2 separate regions of the Homo sapiens genome follow, and region 2 is linked to region 1. The links are chromatin loops, found by intact Hi-C in ENCODE. Cell type or tissue: heart left ventricle. All regions are shown on one strand. Each heading gives the region's core, and the rest is flanking DNA. Links, peaks and the distances in the headings are about the cores only.

Evidence for each region. Peaks named below come from ENCODE experiments on the same cell type or tissue, not always from the same donor. Only the 100,000 strongest peaks of a DNase experiment are listed, where the experiment ranks them.
Region 2: it touches region 1 in a loop (4-fold over the local background); 63 of 110 quality-filtered maps call a loop at or near these places.

The regions. Positions count from the first base shown.
Region 1 is chr11:65,529,245-65,544,799 of GRCh38, reverse strand. It overlaps SCYL1 (SCY1 like pseudokinase 1), which reads right to left. Exons shown (of 18, transcript NM_020680.4): 7 at 14,013-14,171; 8 at 13,117-13,224; 9 at 11,995-12,108; 10 at 9,418-9,573; 11 at 8,659-8,847; 12 at 8,466-8,541; 13 at 8,050-8,214; 14 at 7,672-7,814; 15 at 6,920-6,991; 16 at 6,618-6,833; 17 at 6,476-6,530; 18 at 6,096-6,358. The coding sequence ends at 6,234. It overlaps LTBP3 (latent transforming growth factor beta binding protein 3), which reads left to right. Exons shown (of 28, transcript NM_001130144.3): 17 at 1,251-1,373; 18 at 1,576-1,695; 19 at 3,072-3,200; 20 at 3,507-3,674; 21 at 3,846-3,929; 22 at 4,186-4,314; 23 at 4,418-4,555; 24 at 4,647-4,787; 25 at 4,919-5,080; 26 at 5,172-5,252; 27 at 5,341-5,472; 28 at 5,569-6,241. The coding sequence ends at 5,720. Among named protein-coding and RNA genes, the nearest start is that of SCYL1, 12 kb to the right of the region's middle. RefSeq lists enhancers at 3,622-3,671, 3,888-4,182, 5,788-6,291, 6,292-6,796 and silencers at 3,922-4,681, 4,732-4,931, 14,350-14,518. In heart left ventricle, for the core only: CTCF peaks have their summits at 3,550, 3,760 and 4,515; DNase peaks (open chromatin) are centred at 4,019, 4,369, 5,092 and 6,338; H3K4me3 peaks cover 1,746 bases; H3K27ac peaks cover 2,241 bases.
Region 2 is chr11:65,585,088-65,597,144 of GRCh38, reverse strand. EHBP1L1 (EH domain binding protein 1 like 1) reads right to left here. Exons shown (of 19, transcript NM_001099409.3): 12 at 11,554-12,057; 13 at 7,325-7,394; 14 at 7,154-7,209; 15 at 6,935-7,058; 16 at 6,553-6,652; 17 at 5,272-5,345; 18 at 5,055-5,169; 19 at 4,495-4,942. The coding sequence ends at 4,843. It overlaps KCNK7 (potassium two pore domain channel subfamily K member 7), which reads left to right and starts at 1,345. Exons shown (of 3, transcript NM_033347.2): 1 at 1,345-1,691; 2 at 3,271-3,669; 3 at 3,935-4,309. The coding sequence starts at 1,373. The coding sequence ends at 4,140. RefSeq lists enhancers at 7,518-8,019, 8,152-8,671, 8,579-8,778, 8,672-9,192. In heart left ventricle, for the core only: CTCF peaks have their summits at 3,172 (motif pointing right) and 4,750 (motif pointing left); DNase peaks (open chromatin) are centred at 3,194, 3,412, 5,050, 6,546 and 1 weaker place; H3K4me3 peaks cover 856 bases; H3K27ac peaks cover 1,271 bases.

The sequences.
Region 1 (15,555 bases), core at 1-8,000:
ACATCTCTTGCTGTAACAGGAGCAGGAGGGGAATGGATGTAGATAACGATGTTCAGTGGGTTAAGGGGGATTACCTTTAATTCTCTCAATACACAGTGAAGGGCCTGGGTTGAGTAGGGGACTCAGGAGAACAGTGGCGGTTTGGAAGTATCCCAGGGCATGGGGCTGCCTAGGGGCTTTATGGAAGTCAAAGCTTTAGAGGAGTCAGAGAGGGAGGTGCCAGCCACACGAGGCTCTGTTGGACTGAGGCTGAAGCCTGTGGGTATGTTCCAGCATGCTCAGCTTGGTGGCTGCTCCAGTCCCACTCCGCACCCAGGATCCACAGGCCACAGCTCTGACCAGAGACTGGGCATTGCCAGACAGTGAGGAGGAAGGAGAGGTGTTTATGGATCAGGGACGGGAGTCCTAGGGATGATAAGCCCTGGGCTCCAGCTGGGAACTATCAGAGTCTGGGGGTGTCAGGCAAGCTCGGAGGACTGAGAGGGAGGCCACCAAGCCCTGTGAGAGAGAAGGTGGAGGTGAGGACTTGAGAACAGTGGAAAGAAGGCAGCCTCTGAGGGCCCCAGGGTGGAGCAGATCTGAGTGATGAAAATCCCCTTGGGACCCTGAGAGTGAGGGGAAGGTCACGGAAGCCGAGAGATCCAGGAATGTGAGGTCAGAGGCTGACCTGGTTGTCCACGCGGATGTTCGAAACTCCCAGGATGGAGAGAAAAACAGAGCAGGAGGAATGAGGAAGGTGGGTGCTGACAGCCACAGGAGGACTGAGGCTGCAGGAGGCCGGCGGCACCTCAGAGGCCGAGCTCAGGCTTGGAGGGGTCTGGGATGTGGGCAACAACTGGCTCCATCAGAGAGGCCTCAGGAAAGTGTGTCCCGGGGGAGGGTCAAGTTCCTTTACTGCATGAGCAGAAGAAAGTGGGAAGAACAAGGATAGGGAGTTTATCCCCAGAGGAAAAAGGGAGCCATGGCAGGTGAGGGAAGGGTGGGAGCAGCAGTGAAAGCGGCTGGGGCAGGGAGAGAGGGCGGGGGAGGCTGGGGAGGCTCTTTAGCATCAGACCTGGCCTAGGGACCCTGGCAGCACCTGACCTGGTCGTCAGGGCACTGTGTGCCACCCAGAAGCAGGGTGAGGCCTGTGCTTCTGAGTGCTGCTGGCCTCAGCTCTGGTGCTCCAGGCCATGCGCAGAAGTGAGAAAACAGTAGTAGAAACCCAAGACCACCCAGCCTGGTCCTCTGACACCCCCTATGCCCTGCAGATGTGGACGAGTGTGAGGCTGGGGACGTGTGTGACAATGGCATCTGCAGCAACACGCCAGGATCTTTCCAGTGTCAGTGCCTCTCTGGCTACCATCTGTCCAGGGACCGGAGCCACTGCGAGGGTGAGGGATCTTAGAGCTGGGGTGCTGACCTGTCCCTCCCTACCCCAGGACCCCCACCCCCCAGGGTCCAGTCCTAATCCAGATCTCAGTTGGGGCATAGGGGCGTGGGACTGACCCAGGGCTCTGGGAGAAAGCTTTGGCTGCCTCAGGCTGGGGTTGGTGATCAGCCCCTGAGATTCTCCACCCCTTCCATCCCCTACAGACATTGATGAGTGTGACTTCCCTGCAGCCTGCATTGGGGGTGACTGCATCAATACCAATGGCTCCTACAGATGTCTTTGCCCCCAGGGGCATCGGCTGGTGGGTGGCAGGAAATGCCAAGGTATGGGGGACTGGCTGAGGGTTCCTGAGGGATGTGGCAGGGAGCAGTAATTCCCTAGACACACTGTGGCCTTTCTCCATCCATCCATCCACCCATCCAACCATCCTTCATCCATCCATCCATCCATCTATCCATCCATCCATCCATCCATCCATCCATCCATCCATCCATCCTTCTATCCATCCATCCTTCCATTCATCCTTCCACTCACCCACCCATCCATCTGCTCAGCCTTCCAGTCTTTCACCTAGAATAACAATGATCACAGTAAACATGACAGTTAGTGCTATCGTGGTGCTTACTATGTGCCAGGCACTCTGTTAAGCTCTTTACAGATATTAATGTATTGGTCTTCCCCATCAACTCACCCATACACATGCATTCATCCAACAAAAGTTTAGGCTGAGTGCAGTGGCTCAGGCTGGGGGCGGTGGCTCATGCCTGTAATCCCAGCACTTTGGGAGGCTGAGGCGGGCGGATCATGAGGTTAGGAGTTCAAGACCAGCCTGGCCAATATGGTGAAACCCCATCTCTACTAAAAATACAAAAATTAGCCGGGCGTGATGGCGCACGCCTGTAGTCCCAGCTACTCGGGAGGCTGAGGCAGAAGAATCGTTTGAAGATGGGAAGCGGAGGTTGCAGTGAGCCGAGATCACGCCACTGTACTCCAGCCTGGGCAGAGAGTGAGATTCCATCTCAAAAAAAAAAAAAAAAAAAAAAAAAGTTTATTGAGCACCTACTATTTTCCAGGTTCTGTGCTTTGTACTAGGTAATCAACAATCACCCAGGGCTCCCAGCTAGGGGAGGCCAACATGTAAACTGATTCTGACAGTTCAGGGTCCTGGGTGCCAAGAAAGGTATAGACTAATGATTAATTGCAATGGGGAGGTGAATGTTGAACTGGACTGAAACGTAAGTAGGAGTTCCCTAGGCATGGGAAAGGCAAGGCACGAGAAGTCATTCCAGGACCAAAGAGCAGTAATTGCAAAGCATAGAGATCTGGAAGGAGCTAGTTGTGTTTACAGAGGAGGGGAGGGTGCCCTGAGCACAGAGTTGGGGAGTGGAGGGTGGTCTAGAGTAAGGCGTGATGAGACCTAAAGGTATCGGAAGCTCAATTGCATTTGAGGCCTTTCCATTTGGGCTTCTGATACTTTTAGGTTTTGTAAGGTTAGTGGGAGCCACTGAAGGTGTTATGAAGGACAGCAGCTAATGTCCACATGCACATTCAGACACATGCACAGACACAGCAGACTTCCTGCTGTACATACTTTGAAACCAAAGTGGAAATTCAGGTTCTGAACTTGTGTGAGGCCCTTGAGGTGCAGCCCCAGGGAAAGAGGGGCTGGGTTTCCAGCTGCGCTACTCTTGCCCCGCAGACATAGATGAGTGCAGCCAGGACCCGAGCCTGTGCCTTCCCCATGGGGCCTGCAAGAACCTTCAGGGCTCCTATGTGTGTGTCTGCGATGAGGGCTTCACTCCCACCCAGGACCAGCACGGTTGTGAGGGTGAGTGTCCTCCCAGCTCCTCCCTCGGACTGGACAACTCCCCTGAGCTGCAGCTGGGATTCAGAGATGTGTCCTGGCCCCACCCTCCTAAATTTGGGGAACCGGAAGAAATCTCTTTTGGCTGGGGGAGTCTGGTGGGGCCAGACGATGAAGGGTCCAGAACACCACGTTGAGAACAGAGCCAACTCTCAGGAGGAGGCTAAGGGGAGCCAGGGAATGTGGGGGGAAAGACCTGTGGTGGGTGGGCAGGGTGGACAGGGCCAAGGGGGGTCTGTGCACAACCCTGAGCTGCCGTCTGCCCCTCAGAGGTGGAGCAGCCCCACCACAAGAAGGAGTGCTACCTGAACTTCGATGACACAGTGTTCTGCGACAGCGTATTGGCCACCAACGTGACCCAGCAGGAGTGCTGCTGCTCTCTGGGGGCCGGCTGGGGCGACCACTGCGAAATCTACCCCTGCCCAGTCTACAGCTCAGGTCAGGAGCCGGGCAGGCCCCTTCCCAGATCTTCAGTTTCTTCATCTGGAAGCCAAATGTGGGAAATGGCGCCCCCTGGCAGTTGGGAAATAGGCGGCGGGCTGCAGCCCTAAGCCCACGCGCGCGCTCAGTCCTGCCTCTTCCCTCCCCACGGCCGCCCTGCCCCTGCAGCCGAGTTCCACAGCCTCTGCCCAGACGGAAAGGGCTACACCCAGGACAACAACATCGTCAACTACGGCATCCCAGCCCACCGTGGTAAGCGCCCTGCGGCTCCGCCCGCCCCGCGCCCTCTCACCCCGGGTTGGGCTCGCCCGGATCCCGCCGGGACTCGCTGGGTCAGCTGCCCGCGCCGGGTAAGCCCCGCCCGCACCTTCCTCGCAGGCCCCGCCCTGTAGGCCCCGCCCCTCCTGTAGGCCCCGCCCGGGGATGGCTTCGCTCCGGTGGTGCGCCCAGCCCACGCCTCCGGGCTGCAGCTGCGGGACCGGAGCGGCCAGTGTTTGTCACCCCGCAGACATCGACGAGTGCATGTTGTTCGGGTCGGAGATTTGCAAGGAGGGCAAGTGCGTGAACACGCAGCCTGGCTACGAGTGCTACTGCAAGCAGGGCTTCTACTACGACGGGAACCTGCTGGAATGCGTGGGTGAGCTCCGCCCCCCGGCGGCCGTGGGGAAGCGGCAGGGAGACACGCGCCACCGCGCCCATCCCGGGCCTGCCCCTGCTACCCACGCTTTTCCTCCCTGCAGACGTGGACGAGTGCCTGGACGAGTCCAACTGCCGGAACGGAGTGTGTGAGAACACGCGCGGCGGCTACCGCTGTGCCTGCACGCCCCCTGCCGAGTACAGTCCCGCGCAGCGCCAGTGCCTGAGCCCGGAAGAGATGGGTGAGGCCCGGGCCGGGGAGTGGGGTACGCGGGAGGGGCGGGGCCCGGGCCGAGCTGTGACGGCCCCCACCCACCCCCTCGCTGTTCGTAGACGTGGACGAGTGCCAGGACCCGGCAGCCTGCCGCCCTGGCCGCTGCGTCAACCTGCCGGGCTCCTACCGCTGCGAGTGTCGCCCGCCCTGGGTGCCCGGGCCCTCCGGCCGCGATTGCCAGCTCCCCGAGAGCCCGGCCGGTGAGGGCGAGGGTTGGCCTTGGCCGATCCCGGGGCCCTGTCCGTCACGTGGCCCCCGCGCAGGTGGGGTGGGGCGGAGGCGGGCGGTTCCTGCCTTGGGCCCCTCCCCTGATGCCAGGTGTCTTCCGCAGAGCGTGCCCCGGAGCGGCGCGACGTGTGCTGGAGCCAGCGCGGAGAGGACGGCATGTGCGCTGGCCCCCTGGCCGGGCCTGCCCTCACCTTCGACGACTGCTGCTGCCGCCAGGGCCGCGGCTGGGGCGCCCAATGCCGACCGTGCCCGCCGCGCGGCGCGGGTAAGGCAGTCGGGGAGGAGTTGGCCGGGAGCGAGGATGGGGGCCAGGGCCCGGGGACCCGGACGTCGCTGACCAGTTCTGCTCCTCCCAGGGTCCCATTGCCCGACATCGCAGAGCGAGAGCAATTCCTTCTGGGACACAAGCCCCCTGCTGTTGGGGAAGCCCCCAAGAGGTGAGTGCTGCCGGGTCGGGCGGTGGCGGGGTTGGTAGCCTTTGGCCGGGGCTCAGTGTTGAAGTCCATATTGTTCCGGGCCACGCAGATGAGGACAGTTCAGAGGAGGATTCAGACGAGTGTCGCTGCGTGAGTGGCCGCTGCGTGCCGCGGCCGGGCGGCGCCGTGTGCGAGTGTCCCGGCGGCTTCCAGCTCGACGCCTCCCGCGCCCGCTGCGTGGGTGAGCCGGGCTTCGGGGGTGGGGGCAGGGGCGGGGCCGGTGGTGAGGAGCCGCCTGGAGGCTCAGCGAAGCCGCACCTGTCGCCCTCACCTTCAGATATCGACGAGTGCCGAGAGCTGAACCAGCGCGGGCTGCTGTGCAAGAGCGAGCGCTGCGTGAACACCAGCGGCTCCTTCCGCTGCGTCTGCAAAGCCGGCTTCGCGCGCAGCCGCCCGCACGGGGCCTGCGTTCCCCAGCGCCGCCGCTGACGCCGCCGACGCCGCCCTCGGCCCAGACCTCGGTGATCACTGAGGGATTTCCGCGAGCTCGGCCTCACTTCTGCCCCGACTTGTGGCTCGGACCCAGGGACCTTCAGGGCCCGCAGACCCTCCCGGCGCCTTGAGACCCGAGGCGCCCCTACCGGCCCCCCTCCCCGGTTAGCGGGCGGTTGTAAGGTCTCCGGCGGGCGCTGCCTGCCTTCCTCCCAGAGGGTGTTTCCTAGAAACTGATAAATCAGATCGTGCCTCTTTACCCTTGGCTTTCGAAGCAAATTGATGTTCACGTCTGACGTGGGCGCGGGCTGCGCAGGGCGGCGCCAGACCCCAGCCGCCTCCCAGGGGCTAGACTGAGCCCGGCACAAGGGGTGTGAAATAGAATTTATTGTGGCTCTGATTATGTACACGTGAGATGGCCTGGCTGGGCCGGCCGGGCTCACATGGTTTGTACAATAAATACATCTGTGGGGCGGGCTCTCCGCAGCCGGGAAGGGCCACCGCCACGGTTCAGTCCAGCTTCCGGGCTCCCAGCTTCATGGGGCCCTTGGCCACCTTCCTCTCGGCGCGTTTGGCCTCCATCTCCCGCCGCCGCTCCTCGCGCTTCTTCCGGGCCAGCTCAGCCTTGACCTGTCCTGGCGTCAGGAAGGGGAGCCCCGGTCTCAGCTCTCCAGCCAGTGCCTGCCGGGGGCCTGTAGGGGCGGGCTAGTCGGGGAGCCCTAGTCTTCAGCCCACCCAGGGGAAGCACTTACGACTGTCAGTCTCGAGGCCCTCCCAGTTGTCCTCACCCCAAGAGTCTGGCCTCGGCTGTAAAGAGAAGTGTGGGCTGCAGTGGGGCCCACTTCTGGCTGAGGTCCACCATCTCTACCCTCTCGCCAGACCTGTGCTGGGTACCTGGGTGCTGGGACGTGCAGACAGGGTAGCGAAGGGGTCGCCCTTGTCGCTGGACTCTGGGCCACCCCAGTTATACTCGCTGGCCAGCCGTGTACCGTCAGGAGGTGGCTCCTGGGAGCTTGGCTCCTGCCAGCCCTGTTCCCAGGAGCCCTCAGCTTCCCAGCTGCTCCAGTCGGACTCTGGGGATTTGGAGGATTTGTGGTCGGAGTTGCTGACCTGTAGAAGAGCGGGAGGGGGAAGTAGCCCTGGGCCCAAGGAGGAAAGAGCCCCATACACACACCTCCCCACCAGACCCAGCTCACCTGACTAGCACGGCTCACTTGGCCCCCGGTGCTCCAGTCGTCCTGCTGGGCCAGCACAGACTCGGCCTCCTGCTGCAGTGTGGGAAGGGACCACTGACTCCCACCCCATGCTAAAGGGCAAGTGAGCCCGCCCCAGCATCATCCCAGCCACGGGCCCCACCACTGTCTTTTGCCTTCCTCCTCATTTGCTCCTCAGGCCCTGTTTCCCATCTATTAAATGGACGCTGACCCTGGCCTGCCCTCACCCCTCTTTAAGGCTGGGGAATGAGATCTAGATGCCCCTTCCAACAGCCTTGAGGGCCAGAAACTGCTGCTGTCAGCCAGATGGGGAAATTGGGCCCCCAGCTCTGCCCCATTCTGAGGACAGCCCCAGTCCTCCCTCAGCCCAACCTGAGCCCATCCCCCAAGCAGAACTGGTCTGGTTCTAGACCCAGGAGTGGCCTCTCCTTGCTGACCCCCATGGCTGGGTGGGCACTGGAGGAGGGGAAAGGGGGACGGTGTGGGTAAGAGTGAGGAAGTTCAGGGAATGCCCCAGGCACCATCTGCCTAGCCTGCTCCCTGGGGCCGCTGGGGTTGAATGGGGCCTGCTGCTGGCTCTGGCCTACAATGGCCACTCCATGAGGCCTACGTGCCAGGGATGCTGTGCTGATGAGGACAGGCCAACTCCAGCCAGGCCCCACAGAAGCTCCCTGAATGGCAGCCTGTGGATTTGAGCTGGGGTCCCCTGGGGAGGCTCCCTCAGCCCCACACACCTCCAGGCTGCCCCAGTCTTCGTCGTCCCATCTGTCAGCAGTGCTGCTGTCCTCTGCTGTGTCCTTGTCCTCCTCCTGCGTCTCCCAGTGGCCTGAGGTTGTAGGGGTGGCAGGAACAGGGGTGGGGGCTGGGGCAGGAACTCCTGGGGAGCAGAGGCTCACTGAGCTTTCAGGGGGGTCTTGGGACAGGGCAGAGGCTGCTAGGGGAAGGGGGCTACTGGGGGGAAGGGGCACCAAGGAAGCCCACAGGGTGACTGGAGCCTACCCAGCTCCTATATCCCCTTCACCATCCCCGGGGGAGTCAGACAGTAAGAGTTCCTGGGTGCCTGCAGCTCTCAGCCCTCTCAGCCACTGATGCAGCTAGGCCAGGACACTCACCTTCAGGCGTGGGTCTTTGGGGAATGTTGGTTTCTGTTGGGGCAGTGGTTGGGTGCGAACGGATCAGCTTGGAGGTGAGTGAGGAGACCCCGGTCACGGCCCAGCCTGCCCAGCTAGCTGCGGCTCCTCCCATGCCAGGGCTGGAGGCTGCATGGACATCCTTCTCTGGGCAGTGGCATGAGAGAGAGGTGGGTATGGGCACGTCAGGCACCCATGGGTGACAGGACAGCAGGAACTGACAGTGCCCTGCAGCCACCCCTCCTTTCTCCAGGCCTGATTTCTCCCATCTGTGAAGGGGGAGCTGAGTCAAGTCTGCTCACTAGGACCTTTCAGAAACTCCAGTGGGGGTGGGACACAAACAGGTCACAGTCAAGGACATGGCAGGGAAAGAGGGAACACGAGTGTAAGCCACTCACCCACTTCCTCCAGCTGGGTCGGGTCCTCCGACACAGACTCCAATTTGGACAGGAAGCTCCGAATGGCCTTGAAGGCCTGTGGGGTAACGAGGCAGAGCTGGGGTCTCTGGGGTTCCCAAGAACCTACCAGGCCAGCTAGGGGCTGACATCCCCTACAGCCCCAGCCCAGGGCCCAGGCCCAGCTGTGCCTCACCTGGTCTCGCACGGATTTCTCAGGATCTACAGTGAGACCGCAGAGCACAGGCAGGATCTTCTGGGCACAGTCGTTCATTGAGTAGAGGTTGTGGGTGGCAGCAAAGCCCAGGACACCCGCAACCCGGGACGGTGCAAACGGGTCCCTAGTGGCTCGGCTGAAGGCAGAGGTAAGGACCCTGTGTCTGGTCTACGATGGGGCAGGAAAGAGGGCTCCTGAGTGTAGGGTCAATGTTGGGACCCAGAACCACCAGCCCTTACTTCCCAGAATGGGACCACCCATAGGTCCCCAGAATCTGAAAAATATGAATGAATCACTTAAATGGGGAGAGTTGACCTAAAACTCTGGACCTGGGCTTCTCTTCCCAAATCACTGGGTTCCACACTGCCTCAGGGCATGGGACCACAACAGCAGCTGTCCCCAGGGCTCGGACACAGGCTCCCTTCCTCCCTGCCCAGCTGACCGTTCATTCCTGTTAACTGTCTGGGCACGGCAAGCAACTGAACTTACAAACCCTGGCTGAAGGGATGCACACAGGCCATGGGGCCAAGCACGCCTGGATTCAGATCCCAGATCCCTCCTGACTGTGTGACTTCGGCCAACTCACTCCTCCTCTGGGAACCCAGATATGGGGCCAACAGCGTGCAGGGTCTAAGTCTCTGGGAGAATGAAGGCCCCCACACACAAGACTCCTGGCCCTGGAGGAGGCTGTGGTCCTGCGACAGGGACCGGGCTCCAGCAGTTGTGCAGGACACTCACGCTAGCACTGAGGTAGGAGCCGATTTTGCCCAGGCAGACTGTGGTGTTGCAGCGGATGGGGCCCTGTTCATCCTTGGCCTGTAGCCGTGCAAAGTGCTTCATCAGCTCCACATTGAGGTTGGCCTCGTTCAGCTTTGGGGCCAGGAGCAGCATGGACTGTGGGGCAGAAATGAGTGGGAACTGTGGGCTGTGGCGGGCAAAGGGCCTTGTGCAGGAACAGCCTCCTGGCAGCCCTCATCCCAGAGCACACCCATCAAAGCCTGCAAGGCCACCTCCCAGCCTGGGCCTGGCCCTGTCCAGCATGTTGAAGAAAGGGACCCCATTTCTGTCCCCCTTTACAGCAAAACCTCCAAAGTCTGTCTGCACTCCTGTTTCCCATTTCCTCTGCTCTGCTCTCCTGATGGCACTCCACCTAGACTCACACAAACAGCCCCACACTCTGCCAAACTGGCTCAGGGTGAGGTCACTGATGCCCTCCCCGGTACTAATTTCAACAGCCAGTTCTCCATCCTCACCAAACTTGACCCTCAGCAGTTCTGACACCCCTGAGTTTTCCCTCCCTGAAACTTTGGTCTCTGGTCTTCCAGGACACCACCCCCTCCTGGTTCTCCTCTGACCTGGCTGGCTGCTCCTTTTGCTGAGACTCTAACGTTCACACACCCGGAGCCAATCTAGAGGGCTCTTTTCTATCTAACACTCTTGCCCTAGGTGATCTCAGCCATTTCATGGCTTTCAATGCCATCTTGTGAGCTGACAACCCCCAGGCACATACCCCTAGCCCAGACTTCCCTAAATTTCACACATGCATAACCAGTGGCCAACTCGACATCTCCATCCAGCTGCCTAACAGAAACAGCCAAGATGGGGCCCAACATGCTTGTGTCATCTCAGTAAATAGCAACTCCTAACCTTCCAGTTGCTCAGGCCACAAGCCTCAGAGCCACTCTCGTCTCCGTATCTTTTTTGTTTCTGAGATAGAGTCTCACTCTGTCACCCAGGCTGGAGTGCAGTGGTGTGATCTCTACTCACTGCAACCTCTGCCTCCTGGGTTCAAGCAATTCTCCTGCCTCAGCCTCCTGAGTGGCTAGGATTACAGGCGCCCACCACCATGCCTGGCTAATTTTTTTAATTTTTATTTTATTTTATTTTTTTGAGACGGAGTCTTGCTCTGTTGCCCAGGCTGGAGTGCAGTGGCGCGATATCGGCTCACTGCAAGCTCCATCTCCGAGGTTCACACCATTCTCCTGCCTCAGCCTCCCAAGTAGCTGGGACCACAGGCGCCCACCACCATGCCCGGCTAGATTGTTTTTGTACTTTTAGTAGAGACGGGGTTTCACCATGTTAGCCAGGATGGTCTTGATCTCCTGCCCTTGTGATCCGCCCACCTCAGCCTCCCAAAGTCTGGGATTACAGGTGTGAGCAACCGGGCCCAGCCATTTTTTGTATTTTTAGTAGAGATGGGGTTTTACCATGTTTTACCATGTTGGCCAGGCTGGTCTCAAACTCCCATCGCCTCAGGTGATCCACCCGCCTCGGCCTCCCAAAGTGCTGGGATTACAGGCATGGGCCACCAGGCCCGGCCTAAAATAATTTCTTAAATTTTGAGATGAGGTCTCACTCTGTTGCCCAGGCTGGAATGCAGTGTCACGATCACAGCTCAATGCAGCCTCAACCTCCTGGGCTCAAGCTACCTACCTGCCTCAGCCTCCCGAGTAGCTGGGACTATAGGCGTGCATCACCATACGCGCCTAACTTTTGTATTTTTTTGTAGAGATGGGGTTTGGCCATGATGACCAGGCTGGTCTCCAACTCCTGGGCTCAAGCGATCCTCCCACCTCGGCCTACCAAAGTGCTGGGATCACAGGCGTAAGCCACTGCGCCCAGCCCCTGACCACTGTTTTTAAAACCACAAACTCTTCTCCCCACACTTTCCAACAATGCATATTTTCTTTCTTTTTTTGAAACAGAGTTTCCCTCTTGTTGCCCATGCTGGAGTGCAACGGCATGATCTCGGCTCACTGCAACCTCTGCCTCCCAGGTTCAATTGAGTCTCCTGCCTCAGCCTCCCGAGTAGCTGGGATTACAGGCATGCGCCACCATCCCCAGATGGTTTTGTACTTTTTAGTAGAGACAGGGCTTCGCCATGTTGGTCAGGCTGGTCTCGAACTCCTGACCTCAGGTGATCCGCTTGCCTCAGCCTCCCAAAGTGCAGGGATTATGGGCGTGAGCCACCGTGACCAGCCAACAATACATATTTTCTAATTCTGTTGTATTGTCTGGCAAGCCCACCCTCTGTGCCCTGGAAAGGAAGCTCCATGAGTGCAGGGGGCTGGGCACCTCATGCATGCTGCCTCCCAGCATGGGGCTTGGGCCAGGAACAGGCAGATGCTCGTTGTCTGCTGAATGGAGGACGTGCTCCCCCGCCAGCTGCCGAGCTGCACCCACGGCCTGAACCCACACAGCAAGGACAGTGTCTGCTTGGACCCATGGGCCAAAGCCAAGGCCTCTGTGTCTAGGGTGAGCCCCTCCAAGCCTTGGAAAACCAGGGGTAGCCACTCTGGGCCTGGCCACACCCACCTTGACCGTCTGCTCCCGGATGGCAGGGTTGGTGTCCAGGAAGCCATGTACGACGTGGGGGAAGATCTGGGTGTTGACTGTTGGCTCGTCAAGGTACTGGATGAACTGCTCCATCTGTGGCCCAGGTTGGGATGCGTCAACATGGTCAGCCCTTCCCACTCTATCCCCATAGCCATGGAACCGCTCCTGGCTTAGCTTTTCCACCCAGCAGGCACTGGCCAGCCAGGTCAACCTCCTGAGCCACCACCCAGGTGTTTGGCCTCAGGCCCAGGTGGAGGAGTGAGGAAAGGCCAGGAGGGCGCTAGGAAGGCCTGGCTCATAGTCCGGCTCATCTGGCCACCCTCTCAGAGCCTCTTCTATTTTTTTTTTTTTTTTTTTTCTGAGACAGAGTCTTGCTCTGTCACCGAGGCTGGAGTGCAGTGGCGCAATCTCAGCTCACTGAAACCTCTGCCTCCCAGGTTCAAGCAATTCTCCTGCCTCAGCCTCCTGAGCAGCTGGGATTACAGGCACCCACCACCGCACCTGGCTAATTTTTGTATTTTTAGTAGAGACGGGGTTTCGCCAAGTTGGCCAGGCTGGTCTTAAACTCCTGACCTCAGGTGATCTGCCTGCCTCGGCCCTCCCAAAGTGCTGGGATTACAGGCATGAGCCACTGCGCCCAGCCTGAGCCTCTTCTATAAATGAGGGTATCACCCCTTCCCTGCTCCTCCCCACCTGCCCACAGTGCCACGAGGAGGACTGGTGTGTTTGGTGGTCACAGAGGGAATGGCACTGGGAGCCACTGGTACTTCCTAGATCCCATCCATCTTGTCTGATGCTCCCAGCTGCCCTGGGGTTGCAGGAGAAAGACTGTATCCCCACTCTAGAGGGCCAGAGTGACTGAGCCAGGAGAGGAGGGGGCATTAGAGCGCTGCAGCCTGGGCAAGCTGGCCATTCCCAAAACTGCCAAGGAGCCCTGTATGTGGCCAACTTTCTGAGAGCCTGGCCTCATTGGGTCCCTCAGTTGTGTGTATGTTCAGGGGTGGGGTTTCTGGGGTCCCTGTGCAGCCAGGGCAGGTGCCTCCCCAGCCACCAGGTTGGGGTCTGGGTGGACCACCACAGAGTCTGGTACAGAGGCCTCACCTGCTGCAGGAGGCGGATGCGCATGGCCCGGTCAGTGGATGAGAACATCTTGACCACCACAGGGATGATCTTCTGCTGATACTCCTCAGCGCTCAGGAACTTGCCCACCTGAAAGGGCAGGAAGATGGGTTCAGCTGCTCACAGGAATGGGCTGACTTTGCTGGGCTTATCTAAATTCCTGGGGCTGATATCCCAGGGTGGGAATGAAGTGATGGCGGAGGGGGGGGCAGGCATTTCCTCAGTAGCTCCTCTACCCATATTCCATCTCAGCCTTGCCCTTAACCTTTCTGGGCCAAGGCCTCTTTCAGGAGGCTGATGAAAGCTCTGGGCCCCTCCCTACAAACAGGTACCTTTATGCCATATGCAGAAATTCTGCCTGCAATTTCTGGGGGTTCTCAGCTATACAGGACTTGCTTGTTGTCTTCTCCCCTCCTGACAAGTCTTTCAGATGAAAGGGTTCTCCCCAAGGTGAGGAGGGCAGGGAATGCCAGGTGCCCATAAAAAGGCGGGCTGGGGTCTGAGGAAAGGGTGGAAGATCCAGCCCCCAGAAGTCAGGTGAGCTGAGTGCTAAGCAGTCAGGAGGGAGGAGGGCAAAGTGGGGTGGTGAGTAGGTAATCCCCTGGGCCCTGGGAACCAAGGTGCACAGGTCAGACCCGGAGAAATGGAGGAAGGGCTGAGGGTTGTGAAGCCAGAGGTTTGTGGAAAAAAGGATTTTAGCGGCAGAGTCTCTCCTCCCCAGGGGACAGCTGGTCAGGTACCTGTTTATAGACACTGGCAGGAAGCTCCTGCTCATATGGGCTTGGGTCTGCCCTAAACAGCCTGCCCTACCCCAGGGCCTTCTCTTTGGCAGTTCCTGTGCACCCAGCCAGCCTTCTGGACCCCACAGTTCCACTCACCTTGAAGAGGGGCGTGAGGACAACGGCCCCAGCATTGCCGAACTCGAAGGCGGTCAGCAGCTGGGGCAGCACCTTGTGCCGACAGAAATCCTCAGGGAATGCGTCCAGGCTCTTGCTCAGCTCCTGGAAGAATTTTTGCTTCTCGGCTGGCTCTTTGATCTGGGGGAGTGAGGACGGGACCCGGGGAAGAGATCAGCCTGGTTGCAGCCCAAACCCAGCCATGGGTGAGGACAAGGAGAAGTGATGCTTATGGGCCTTATGGGCTCTGGAGCCTGGCTGCCTGGGTTCAAAGCCCAACTGTCCCACTTACCTGCCATGTAAAATGGGATAACAGCTCTACCATCTACGGGATAGTTCTGGGATTCAACCAGAAAATGCACATAAAAGCTGCAGAACAGGCTGGCACACGGCAGATGCTCGGTGGGTTAGGGACTGTTGCTGCCATTGCGGCTACCTGACCTGTTGCTGGGAGAGCAGCCACTAGGGACAGCAGAGGCATCACTAAGGGCATCAGGCCCTTTATCAGTGTTGCCTCTACTGCTCGCCACCCAGGATGTGAGCACAGAGGAGGAAACTGAAGATCAAAGAGGTGAAGGGGCTTACTTGGTTTCCCTGCCCTGGCTGGATTGGGCAGGAAGTTCCTGGTAGGCCGTGGGAAGGCAAGGATTAGGTACACTTTACTCCCAGACCTCATCCTCCCACTGAGCCAAAATGGACCAGCCTGTAAGCTCAACGGTCTCCTTTAGTCCTCCTAACCCCCCTTTGAGGCCATAATACCCCCAATTCATATTTCTGGAGCACAGATTATGTGCTAAAACCTTTACACAGATTATCTCAGTCCTCTTCACAACTTTACCAGGTAGGTGCTAATGTAATCCACATTTTACCAACAAGGAAGCTGAGGCACAGAGAGGGCAAGGAGCTTGTCCAAAGTCACACAGCTAAGAAGCGGTCAGAGGAGGGTCTGACTCACTGGTTTGGCACCTCTCCTGTGCTGTACCCTTCAAAAGATGCTGTCACTCCCCCCATTCACAAAGGAGGAGACAGAGGGTCAAGGTCAGCAGCCAAGAGTGGCCAGGCAGGGGTCATGACCCAGTGTTGTGTTCCAAAGTCCCTGTGCTCTCTGTTGTACCACCACCCCCATAGCCGCGGCTTGGCCGGGGAGAGGCGACCTCTGGCTTGGGACAAAGAGGACCTAGATGGCCCTTGAGCAGCTCAGACCAGCGTGGGAGGCCGGCTTGGTGCTCTGATCACATGGTTCAGCGGGGCCAAGGCCCAGAGAGGCTAAATCACATCCAAGGTCATACATCAAGAGAGTAGCAGCTGGGTTCTCCCCACCACTCCACCTAACAATGGGAAGAGGGGCCCCTGGGCACTGCCCTCCCATGTTCTCCTGGAGGCTCCCGAAACCCTATTTCCTATGGGGTACACTTTAAGGAGAAGGGTAGCTTGGCAGAGCCAGCCGTACGAGGAGAACTCCACGTAACAAAGTTCCTGCTGCCCCGACACTGCCCAGGAGGCAACGGGGTCTCAGCGTTTCCAG
Region 2 (12,057 bases), core at 74-8,073, 52 kb before region 1:
AGGCGTGGTGGCAGGTGCCTGTAGCCCCAGCTACTTGGGAGGCTGAGGCAGGAGAATAGCTTGAACCCGGGCGGCGAAGGTTGAGTGAGCCGAGATTGCACCACTGCACTCCAGCCTGGGCGACAGAGCGAGACTCCATCTCAAAAAAAAGAGTAGTAAGTTCCACCCACCTCCCAGTATGGTGACTTGCCATGGCATCTGGCACCCCTGACAGTTCTCTTCACACTGCCATGGGGGCTCTGGCACTCCCACACCATACCCTAGGGCAGGGTCCCTCCCTCGGCCTCTGTCCATTCTCTTCACACTGCCATGGGGGCTCTGGCACTCCCACACCATACCCTAGGGCTGGGTCCCTTCCTTGGCCTCTGTCCTCAGCCCCTCTGACGTTAGAGGAGTTGGAACCCAGGCTCCCCCTTCCCCTCTCCCAGGTGCCCCATGGCAGCCCAGACTCTGTGTCTGCAGTTCAGGGGCAGGGAGTCAGGAGGGCAGGCACAAAGCGTTCTCAGGAAGAACTGGCAATCGGGCGCAAGGGTATCATCTGCCCGGGTGCTCTGGGCACCCTGGAGTCCTCTCCCCACCTCCCACCCCCACCTGATCCTTCCCAGCTGCCACCATTCCTCTCCCACCACACCACCCAGGCCAAAATCACTCCATCCATGACGCCTACAGTAGCCCAGCGTAGGTCTCCCTGGACCACATTTATCCTCAAGGGCCTGTGTCCTTATCCCCCCTTCACCCCCAACTCTCCCCTGCCACAGCCAGCCCTCTGTTCCTCTCACACCCCAAGCTCATTCCTACCTTCACTGGCCTCTTACTCCCCAGCTGAAATATCACCTCCTTAGCAGAGCTTTCCCAGTGAGATAACCCCCCCGCTCCCCGCAGAGCTCTCCCATCACCCAGGGTGTTTCCTTCATGGAACTCATGACAATGTGAGGTTGCCATGTTTCTTTGCTAAGAGGTTTCTTGTGTAAACACCAGGAAGGAAAGGACCTGTGCCTGTCCTCTTCCCTAAGCACTTGAATGAATGAATGAATGAATGAATGTGGTATGGGTGCCTGAGTGAGCAGGACCTTGAATAAGTGTGAGGTCCTCTCTAGGCTTCAGCTTCCTCCGCCTCCTCCCCTCACCGCAGCCGCCTTCCTCCACCCATCCCCACCATCCCAGCTGCTGTGAAATGGGCAAATGTCTTGCCTCCAGGACCTGGGAAGGGTGATGCAGCTCACCTCCCTCCTGTTCACACCCCAGCCACCCCAGCCATCCCAGCCGGGTCCCAGCCACCCACACAGCACCTCCTCCTGGCCCCGCCCTGCCCAGCCCCTCCCAGGTGCCTGAGGTGGAGCCGCCAGTTCCCACAGCACCCCAGCGGCCTGCCATGGGGGGTCTAAGGCCCTGGTCCCGATACGGGCTCCTGGTTGTGGCCCACTTGCTGGCCCTGGGGCTTGGGGCTGTGGTGTTCCAGGCCCTGGAGGGGCCTCCTGCATGCAGGCTTCAGGCTGAGCTCAGGGCAGAGCTGGCAGCCTTCCAGGCAGAGCATAGGGCCTGCCTGCCACCCGGAGCTCTGGAAGAGCTGCTGGGCACTGCCCTGGCCACCCAGGCCCATGGGGTCTCCACCCTGGGCAACAGCTCAGAGGGCAGGACCTGGGACCTTCCCTCAGCCCTGCTCTTCGCTGCCAGCATCCTCACCACCACAGGTAAGAGAGCCAGGCAGCCAAGTCGGGGGGTGCGGCTCCAAGAGGCCATGGCTCCCTGGGGGCTTTGGGGTTCATGCAGCCCTTCCTTCAGCCCCAAAGAGCCAGATGGAGCCCAGGCCCTGTGAGGCCTGACATCACAGCTGGGGCTCCCCACCAACACACCCCAACTGGTGCCTCCACTTCAACTGCCAGGAAGGGTGTGGCCTCCCCAGTCCCACCCCAGGCACCCTTTGAGACCCAGGAGAGCTGCCCAGATGCCACAGCCTGTGGCCAGATAGGGGATACAATACAGTGGGATGGATTCTTGGATGGAAGCAAATAGAATGAACCTGGGAAGGACAGATCAGGACCATGGCCTCGGGTGGGGGAGTGAGGGAAGATAGGGGAGGAAGTCGGCATGAGATGCTTGTGGATCAGGAGGGCACAGACAGGGATGAGGGAGTCCTGCAGAGAAATCGCGTGGGCACAGGCCCAGGGAAAAGCAGCAATGAGACCCACAGCCCTGGGTTTTCGTATTTTTTGCCCCACAAAGTGTCTCAGTATTTTTTGAATTGGAATTTGTATTTCCAACTTTTTTTTTTTTTGAAACGGTGTCTGACCCTGTCACCCAGGCTGGGGTGCGGTGGTGCGATCTTGGCTCACTGCAACCTCCACCTCCCGGGTTCTAGCAATTCTCCTGCCTCAGCCTCCTGAGTAGCTGGGACTACAGGCATGCACCACCATGCCCGGCTAATTTTTGTGTTTTTAGTAGAGACGGGGTTTTGCCATGTTGGCCAGGCTGTTCTCAAACTCCTGACCTCAAGTGATCCACCTGCCTCAGCCTCCCAAAGTGTTGGGATTACAGGTGTGAGCCACTGTGCCCAGCTCATATTTCCAACTTCTTTTGGAAAATCAGGAAACCCACTCACACTGAGCCAGAATCCCTGCAAGGCAACATCCTGACTGGAGCAGAATGGGGCCTGCCCTTTGGATACAGCTCACACTTTCCAGTGTACCCCTGTCCCCACCACTCCTGTTTGTCTCCCATCTGGCTCCGGTAGGCATGTGCGTTTGCAGCTCTGTATTAGCTGATCCTGTTCTCCCAGCACACCCCGCACTCCCACCCCTCCCCGCCTGGCACATGCCCTCTCTCGCCCATGCTGCCTCTTTGCAGCCCTTCATGATTTGCCTGCCCGACTCCCCCACCAGAAGGGGCAGGGCCTGGGCTGATTCAGATCCCAGTACAAAGCCTGGCACACAGGACATGACACACATTTGGGGAAAGAGTGGATGATATTCCACCAGCTGTGGAATCGGGAGTATCTGTTAAGGGCAGCGCAGTTCTCAGAATTGTCCCAGCTACAAAAGGCCTGAGGAACTGTCTTCTTTCATCCTTTCATTTTCCAAAAAAGAAAAGAATGGCCTAGAGAGGGTAAGGGATCCCCTGACGAAGAGGAGCAGAGCCAGCTAGAACCTGGGCCTGGCCAGTTCAAGGCCACCAGAGGGCAGCCTTCTGCGGAAGGCAGTATTGGGGTAGGCAGGGACCCCAGCAGACATGGCACTCAGAGCTCTCACTGTCCACTGACTCTCTCTTCTCCAGGTTATGGCCACATGGCCCCACTATCGCCAGGCGGAAAGGCCTTCTGCATGGTCTATGCAGCCCTGGGGCTGCCAGCCTCCTTAGCTCTCGTGGCCACCCTGCGCCATTGCCTGCTGCCTGTGCTCAGCCGCCCACGTGCCTGGGTAGCGGTCCACTGGCAGCTGTCACCGGCCAGGGCTGCGCTGCTGCAGGCAGTTGCACTGGGACTGCTGGTGGCCAGCAGCTTTGTGCTGCTGCCAGCGCTGGTGCTGTGGGGCCTTCAGGGCGACTGCAGCCTGCTGGGGGCCGTCTACTTCTGCTTCAGCTCGCTCAGCACCATTGGCCTGGAGGACTTGCTGCCCGGCCGCGGCCGCAGCCTGCACCCCGTGATTTACCACCTGGGCCAGCTCGCACTTCTTGGTAAGTCCAGCCACCTAACAGCGTGTGGGGGAAGGGGGAAGAGGAGCCTGGACTAGGACTCCCATAAATCACTGGGGGGCTGGGCCTTGCAGGTGGAGGGACCTCACTCCAGGGCACGGCGTGGGAGGGGTAGTCGAAGAGCTCTGGTGGCAGCGTTGAGAAGGGGGTGAGTGGTGCCAGTTGCCAGGGCAAGTCACTGCGCTGGGAGGTGGGCGGGGAGCATCACCAGAACCCAGGCGCTGCCCCAGCACCTTCTCCTCCCCAGGTTACTTGCTTCTAGGACTCTTGGCCATGCTGCTGGCAGTGGAGACCTTCTCTGAGCTGCCGCAGGTCCGTGCCATGGGGAAGTTCTTCAGACCCAGTGGTCCTGTGACTGCTGAGGACCAAGGTGGCATCCTAGGGCAGGATGAACTGGCTCTGAGCACCCTGCCGCCCGCGGCCCCAGCTTCAGGACAAGCCCCTGCTTGCTGAAGCGTCAGGTGACCGAGTTCAGCTCCGTAAGGTGGCGGCACCTGAGGAGGAAGCAGCCAGGAGTGGCTGGGGAAGAATCTGGAGATGGAGCCGCGGTGAGGGTGGGCGGGAGGCCTCAGAGGATACTGTTAATCATAAAATGAGCAACGACTTCGGCTATTTTCAACTATTTCGAATGGGACTTCCCTGAGCCACCGGCCACCATCCCGGGAAGGCCGAGGTCCAGCCTCCGCTGGCCCTGGGAACCTCGAAACCGCACCTTCCGGCTTAGGATGGCAGAGCCGCCCGCCTCAGCCTCGGCGCACTCCCCTCCGCCTATTGAGAGCCCAGGTGGAGCGGAGAAAAGGCCGGCGCTGGGGTAGTCTCGTCCAACTTTATTGCTCTGGAGAACAGGAGGGCAAGCCAGCGCGGGGCGGTAGTGCCCAGGCATCCCTCTCCCCGAGGCCGCCGGCCCGGCCGTGCCGTCGGGGAGGACCCCGCACCCGCCGCGAGCGCGCACACACCCTCGGTGACAAATAAATACGGCGGCCGCCCCGCCCGTGGGGTCGGGGATCCGCCCTGCCCTGTACGGGGAAGGGCGCCGGCGGCCCCTAGCGGACACGCGCGCGGCCTCCGGGACGGCCGGGTCGTCCGCAGCGCAGGCCCGGGGCGGCGGCGGACGCCGGGGACGCGAGAAGTTATGGGCCACCCGGGCCGGCGGCCTCAGCTCAGCACGCAGCGCTCCCGCCGGCTCAACTGCCGGCTCAGCTTGCGGCGCCGCTGTTCCAGGCCGCGCTCCAGGCGCTCGTCCTCCTCCAGGGCGCTGGGGAGAACGGGTTCGAGTCAGCGCTCCGTTGGGCGGGGTCCACACGCAGCCCTCTGCGGGAGCAAGTCCCGGACCCTCCCAACTCCCAGCGCCGCCCAGCGCCACTCACATCCGCTCCTTGTGGTCCAGGTCCCGGACTAGCTCATCGCGCTGGTTCACCAGCGACACCAGCTCCTCCAGTAGGAGCTGCTCTCGGTGCTGCTGAGCGGACGTTTTCTGCCAGTCTGAGGGTCGAAGCGGCTAAGCGTCAGGAGGCGCGGGCCCAGGGCTGTGCCGCCTCCACCCTGGCTCTGTCTTGCCTCCCGGCCCCTGAGCCCATGTCCCACCTTCGATGGCCAGCATGGCCCGCAGCTCGCGGCTCAGCAGCTCGAACCTTCGCTCCAAGTCCTGCTCCTCCATGCTGGAAGGTGGCGGGGGGTGGGTGGCGGGGGGGTGGCAGTTCAGGAAAAGGGGCGTAGGGAGAGAGTGCCCAGGGCTCTGGCCACTCCCTGACCCCATCCCACCTCCCCAGCAGTTCCCGAGGGCAGGGCTGACCGCAGAGCTATCCTCTAGTCTCCAGACCACATTATCGCTTTTCTTCTGTTTTCTCCAATTGCTGGGTGTTTGTGTTGCTCCTCCCACACACCCCCCAGAAGGACCCCCGAAGGATTATTTGGATGAACAGTACTCATAAACAGGAAGCACTGGCTACAGTTATTCTGAAAAATCCCAAACGCAAAAGGGAGGCAAAGCTGTCTCCACCCTGCAGGATGACAAAGGCAATGGCCGCAGAGTGGCTTCGGACCCCACATGGGAACCAGATCAGATCTCTCTGGGCTTCTGTTTTCCTTACTGTAAAGGCTGGAGTGCAGTGGCACGATCTCGGCTCACTGCAATCTCTCAACCCCAGGAGGGTTCAAGCGATTCTCCTGCCTCAGCCTTCCCAGAAGCTGGAACTACAGGCGCCCGCCACCAGGCCTGGCTAATGTTTTGTATTTTTAGTAGAGACGGGGTTTCACTGTGTTAGCCAGATGGTCTCAATCTCCTGACCTTGTGATCTGCCCGCCTCGGCCTCCCAAAGTGCTGGGATTACAGGCGTGAGCCACCGCGCCCGGCCGGTTTTCTTATTAGTAAAAATAGTTCTAATTTAAGAGTTTTACCCTTAATTTTTGTTTTAATTTTTATTTTTTGAGACAGAGTCTCACTCTTTTGCCCAGACTAGAGTGTAATGGTCTGATCTTGGCTCACTGCAACCTCTGCCTCCCAGGTTCAAGCGATTCTCCTGCCTCAGCCTTCCAAGTTGCTGGGATTACAGGCGCGTGCCACCATACTTGGCTAATTTTTGTATTTTTAGTAGAGATGGGGTTTCACCATGTTGGCTGGTCTTGAACTCCTGACCTCAGATGATCCGCCTGCCTCGGCCTCCCCAGGTGCTGGGATTACAGGCATGAGACACCGTGCCTGGCCAGTTTTACACTTTAAACAGCAATTTGTTTAGGACAAAAACAGTAAGATGGAAGAGGAATCGTTTGTCAAAAAGATCTCTGTAGGAATAAGAAAGTAGTGAAGAACTCTAACCAAAGTAGCTAAGAGTCCCTCTGCTCTCCTGGCCCGGGGCCAGCACTCACAGCAGCTGCAGCTGGTCCTGCCTCCGGATGAGAGCGTTCTTCTTGTTGACCAGGGTGAACCACTCCTGGATCAGCACCTCCTCCTGCAGCTTGTTGGCACCTGCATTGGACAGGGACAGTCACCAGGCCTGCCCCCTGCCCCGTGTCAGGGTAGGGCAGCTGGGGGTTGGGGGAGGGGGTTTGCTCCCTTGTGACATCCCAGAAGCCAGAACTGTGTGCCTCGAGGAAGCCACTTCAGGGCCTCAGCATGCCTGGCTGTAAAATGGGAACGCTGATGCCAGCCGTGCCTCCTCCCAGCTCCTCCCAAGGTCAGGAACAGCTGCAGGGCTGGACAGACCTAGTGGCATGTGTTGGGGAAGGGATCCCTAGATGTATGCCCCACCTGACTCCATGAGGCTCCTCAGCTGCATCTCCACCTCAGCCGCCCGCCCATCTATCTGCCTCTGCTCCTGTTCCAGGGCCTGCAGCTCTGCACACACGTACTGACTTGTGTCCTGGAACCGTTGCTGGGGGTGGAAAAGGCAGAGAACAGGGTGGACTCAGCCCAGGCCCTGAATAGGTGGTGCTCACCCATCAGCTCCTCCCACTTAGCCCTCCTTACCAGCCCAGCCTCCTCCCCTGGGCTTGGGGGTGGTTCCTCCGAGGGGGAACTCCCACCTGCAGACAGAGATGATGATAAGGCACCCCCTAACCACCACCCACCCCCAGGAAGTCCCCAGTCCAGGCTTTGTGAGCAGCCTGAACTGAGATGGTCACCACTCCTGCTACTCACCAGGGGGCTGTTGAGAGTCTGCAGCTGTGGGTGGGCCTGGGGCAGGGCTGGGGTCAGGGGCCTGGCCTTCCTGTGGAAGAAGGGGCCAGTGAGGGCTGGGAGGGGTTTCCCACCAGCCTGGGCCTGGGGCCAGCCAGAGCCACTCATACAGAGGGGAGGAGGGGTCCTTGACCCCAGCTCCTGCCCGCCCCTGCCCCTCCTCTAGTCCTGCATGCACAGAACCCCCGGGCCCACCTCCTTCCAAGAGAAATGCCTCCTCAAGCAAAGGCCACAGCCTTCATCCTTCCTGGCCCTGTGGCCCTGGGCCCATCCACACCCAGGCTCCGAGCCTCCCAATTCCCCTCCTGGGGCTGGGCTGAGCTCCGGCCTCACAGGATGAGAGCCTGTGAAGGGCCCAGCCCAGGCCTTTCCTCCCTACTCTCTTTTTTTGAGATGGAGATTCGCTCTGTCGCCCTGGCTGGAGTGCAGTGGCAGGATCATGGCTCACTGCAACCTCCACCTCCTGGTTCAGGTGATTCTCCTGCCTCAGCCTCCCAAGTAGCCACCCGCCATCACGCCCAGCTAATTTTTGTATTTTTAGTAGAGACGGGGTTTCACCATGTTGGCCAGGCTGGTCTCGAACTCCTGACCTCAGGTGATCTGCTCACTTTGGCCTCCCAAAGTGCTGGGATTACAGGTGTGAGCCACCACGCCCGGCCTCGACTCCTCTTCCATGGAATTCCCTCAGGCCACCTCTGACTTCTGTCACCTAGTGCTGGCTTCTCCGTCATGGCCAGGGCCCCATGCAGTGACCATTGCACTGCCCCACATGGCCCCATCCGTGTGACCCAGCCCAGCCCTGCCTCCTGCAGAGGCCCCACCAGGCTCCCTCCCCTTCTGTCCTCAGGGCTCCCCAGACCTGGACCCTCCTGAGCCAGCACCTCCACCTCCTGGCCAAAAGGGGGTGCCCTGCTGCCTTTTCAGTTCCCACACCCAGGAGCGGCTGCTGCATGCTCACACACACAGGACAAGCCAGGCTGGCTGGATCTTTGAATTTTAGCTTGGAAGGGCAGGGCTGACCCCATGTACCTGCCCGCCCCTAGTGACTTGTTGGGACTGTCAGCCCTGGGGGTCCCCAACTTTCGACTCAGCTGATAGCCTGGCCCCTCAACTGCTCCTGCCCTGGCCCCCCACATCTGGGTCATCTGACCTGTGTCGGGGTCATGGGGCAGGGACAGTGGTTGACCTGCCCGTGTCCACTCCCACCTGTACCTCTCTCAGAGGCAGCCCTGGACATCCCTGGCTCAGAGGCAATCCTCTCTGGCCTGGGGCAGTGGTGACTTCCCCACCAGCCACCACCATGGCCTGCCTGCTGACTCAAGCTGAAACTGAGAGGCCTCTCTGACACCTTCACCCCCGGTGTAACTGTTTCACATCTCTCCTCAGCCCCCCAGCCTCATGCCAAAGCCTCAGGCGGCCCCAGCCTCAATGTTCCTACCACCCTGAGCCACGCCTAGACACCGCCCCCTGGCCACAGTGGCCGACTTTCAGTTCCCAAAATAGCTTTCTCAGCCTGGAGTCAGCTTCCATCTTGGGCTGCCTGGTACCAACGTGACCTCCACGACCCAGCCCAGCCCTACTTCCTCCAGAGACCCCCCTGCCGGGGCCCCCACACTCTTCCCGCCTCCCTCCCTGACTTCCATGTCTCCAGAAGCCTCCTCTGATCCCCAGGCTGGGCAGATGCTGCTCCCATGGCCTCCCCCATCACAGCTCCAACCCCCACTCACCCCGTCACAGCTGCTGGTTTCCCATGTCTCCCCCTTATACAGAGCTGGGCCCAAAAAATACAGTCAAGGTACACTGACTAATAACAGCAGCTAATATCTACCAAGTGTTTCTGTGCCGGGCACTTAAAGCACTTTATGTGCACTGACTCACTGAATCCTCCCAACAGCCCTGTGAGGCAGGGACCACGACCCTCCCCACTTTACAGATGAGGAAACTGAGGGTCAGAGATGAGGCTCCTAAAGGGTCTGGTCTAGGGCCCAGGGTTGTCTAACCCAGCAGTTTGTTCCCAAGCTTGGCCACCAACTTGCTGTGTGCCTTGGGGCCAGTCACACCCTTGGGGCCTCTGTTTGTGTCCTTGTATGTAAAATGGGAGAAAGCCCAGCCCTGTGTGACCTGGGAGCTGCAGGGCTTCTAGAAAGGAATCTAGGGAAACACACATCTCCCCTTTTTTGACAGCAACTTGCAGGGGGCCTCAATGCCACCTTGCAAAATGCTTTCATACACACCCTAAGAGTCCATGGGCAGGCCAGGCACATAAAGAGTGCTGAGCTGACGGGACAGGCAGAAGCAGGAGAGTGGAGAAATCCAGCCTCAGCAGCGCAGAGCTTCCGCATGCCAGGCCTCGTGGGAATTCCAGTGCTTCCTCATGTCTAACTCAAATTCCTCTTTTTTTTTTTTTTTTGAGACGGAGTCTTGCTCTGTTGCCAGGCTGGAGTGCAGTGGCACAATCTCGGCTCACTGAGACCTCCGCCTCCGGGGTTCAAACAATTCCCCTGCCTCAGCCTCCTGAGTAGCTGGGACTACAGGCCTGTACCACCATGCCCGGCTAATTTTTTGTATTTTATTAGAGACGGGGTTTCACCATGTTGGCCAGGATGGTCTTGATCTCCTGACCTCGTGATCTGCCCACCTCTGCCTCCCAAAGTGCTGGGATTACAAGTATGAGCCACGGTGCCCGGCCTCAAATTCCTCTTTCAATACCCTCATGCCTGGCCCCTCCTCCAGGAAGACCAGGACTTTGGGAGCTCCCAAGGGCCGGGCCAGGCCAGACCACCTCCCACTGCACACAATGGGCATGGGGGAGGGGGGTGGCCAATGAGGAGTCCCCTCCAGCCCTATGGGTCAGATATCTCCTGTGAGACAAGAGCTGGGGGAAGGCCTGACTTGGAAACACCAGATGCTGGAACTTGGGCCCAGAGGGGGCACCTCCCCTTTAAGATTTAAAGAGCCACTGACACACATTAATGAGGCCAACAGATGGGCCAAAGCTGGCCTTGTCCTCTTGACTCCTGCGTATCACATCTTCCACAGGTGGGTGTCACCCATGCCCTCTGTCTCTCACTCACAGGCTCAATGCTTGTGCCTCTGACCCTACACCCAGGACTCCTGCTCTCAGCCTGGCCTCATTGCCACTTATGGACCTTCCGGGAGATGGCTGGCAGTTCCCTAAACGAGGCCTAAACTTTCCTGCTGCCACATTTTTGCTAATGCAGTTCCCACCATTTGAGAACCCCACTCATTTTTCACCTGGGAAAAACCTGGCCATCTTATCAACCTAGCTCAAATGGTGGCTTCTTCCAGAAAGACTTTCCCAATGAATTCACTCCTTTCCTTCAAATGCAGGGGTCATTCCTGGACAGCTGAAGGTTTGCAGCAGCCTGGCAGAGCTGCCCCTTGGTTGACAGGCAGGATGGGGCAGTGCTGGGACTCCAGCTGGAAAGCCCGTGTCCTGGACTCCAGCAGCTGTGGGTCACTGAGCAAATCCCTGCTCTTTCTGGGACCATGTCCCCTTCAGCACAGTGACACGACACTCTAGGAGATGACCTACAACCCATAGGGGATGACAGCAGGGACACGGGCCCTCACGATCTCACATCTCCAACCTTCCATTGTAAGAAAAGAGGAGACTGGTCTCCAGCATCTGGGGTTAAAGATGTACGCCAGAGTCCTGGGGCTGGGAGGCCCTGGAGAATCCCCCTTGAGTACAGATAGTCTGCACCCAGCTCATGGGGCAGGGTGGCTGCTGGTTAACGATGAGCCACCTGCAGGGAAAGAAATGCCCAAACCCACCTTCCAGCCTACCAAGCACTGGGCAGAGTGCCAGGAACGTGGATGCTCCGGGAACTTCTGCAGCCTGATTCCCCACACCAAGTGCCAAGCACTAAAAACCCTCAGCACTTATCCCAGGCTGGCCGCAAAGCTGGGGACCCTGCCTGGTGGGCCTTGGCTCAAATGCGTCCCCTAATGAGGAGCTCACTACCACACCAGAGGACTCTTCCACAGCACCAGGGTCCCTCTGATCAGATAGCCCCTCCTGGGTCCAGCCGAGCCCCGCCACTCTGAAACCGTCACCCTCGCGCCAGCTCTGTCCTTGGGGCCCCTTGGGGGCTCGCCCGTTCTCTGCCCATCTTCCCGGGACCCCGCGCTGCGGCGGGGGAAGAAAGAAGGACCTTGACACTCACTGCAGCCGCAGCTCCCATGGCTCCCGCGTCCGGATCGTCCATCGAGAACGAGCTGCTGTTCCGCAGCCGCGAGCGCCTCTTCTTGAGCAGGTCCGCGTCGCGCACGTGGGAGAAGGAGCCGTGCGCGCGGGGCGGGGGCACCGACCCGGGCTCCCCGTTGACCGAGGGCCGTCGCAGCCTCACGCCGCCGCCGCCCGGTGCCCCCGCCCCGTTCACCAGCCCCTCGGCCGGGACCTCCGCGGGTCGCGACTCTCGGGGGGCCTCGGCCCCGCCGTCCTTGGAGGCGCGGCCCGCGACCGCGTTCCTGGAGGCCACCCCCGGGGCCGCCCCGTCTGCGCGGTCTGCGGCCTCCTTGGGCTCCTGGGGCCCCTCGGCCCCGTGACCGCGCAGCCGCTGCGCCAGGCCTCCGGCGTCCAGGTCGTCGGGCGGGCTGGGCTGGGCGCTGCCCACGCGGTACGTGCCGGCGCCGCCGCCGCCCTCCAGTTGTACCAGCTGCAGCTCCTG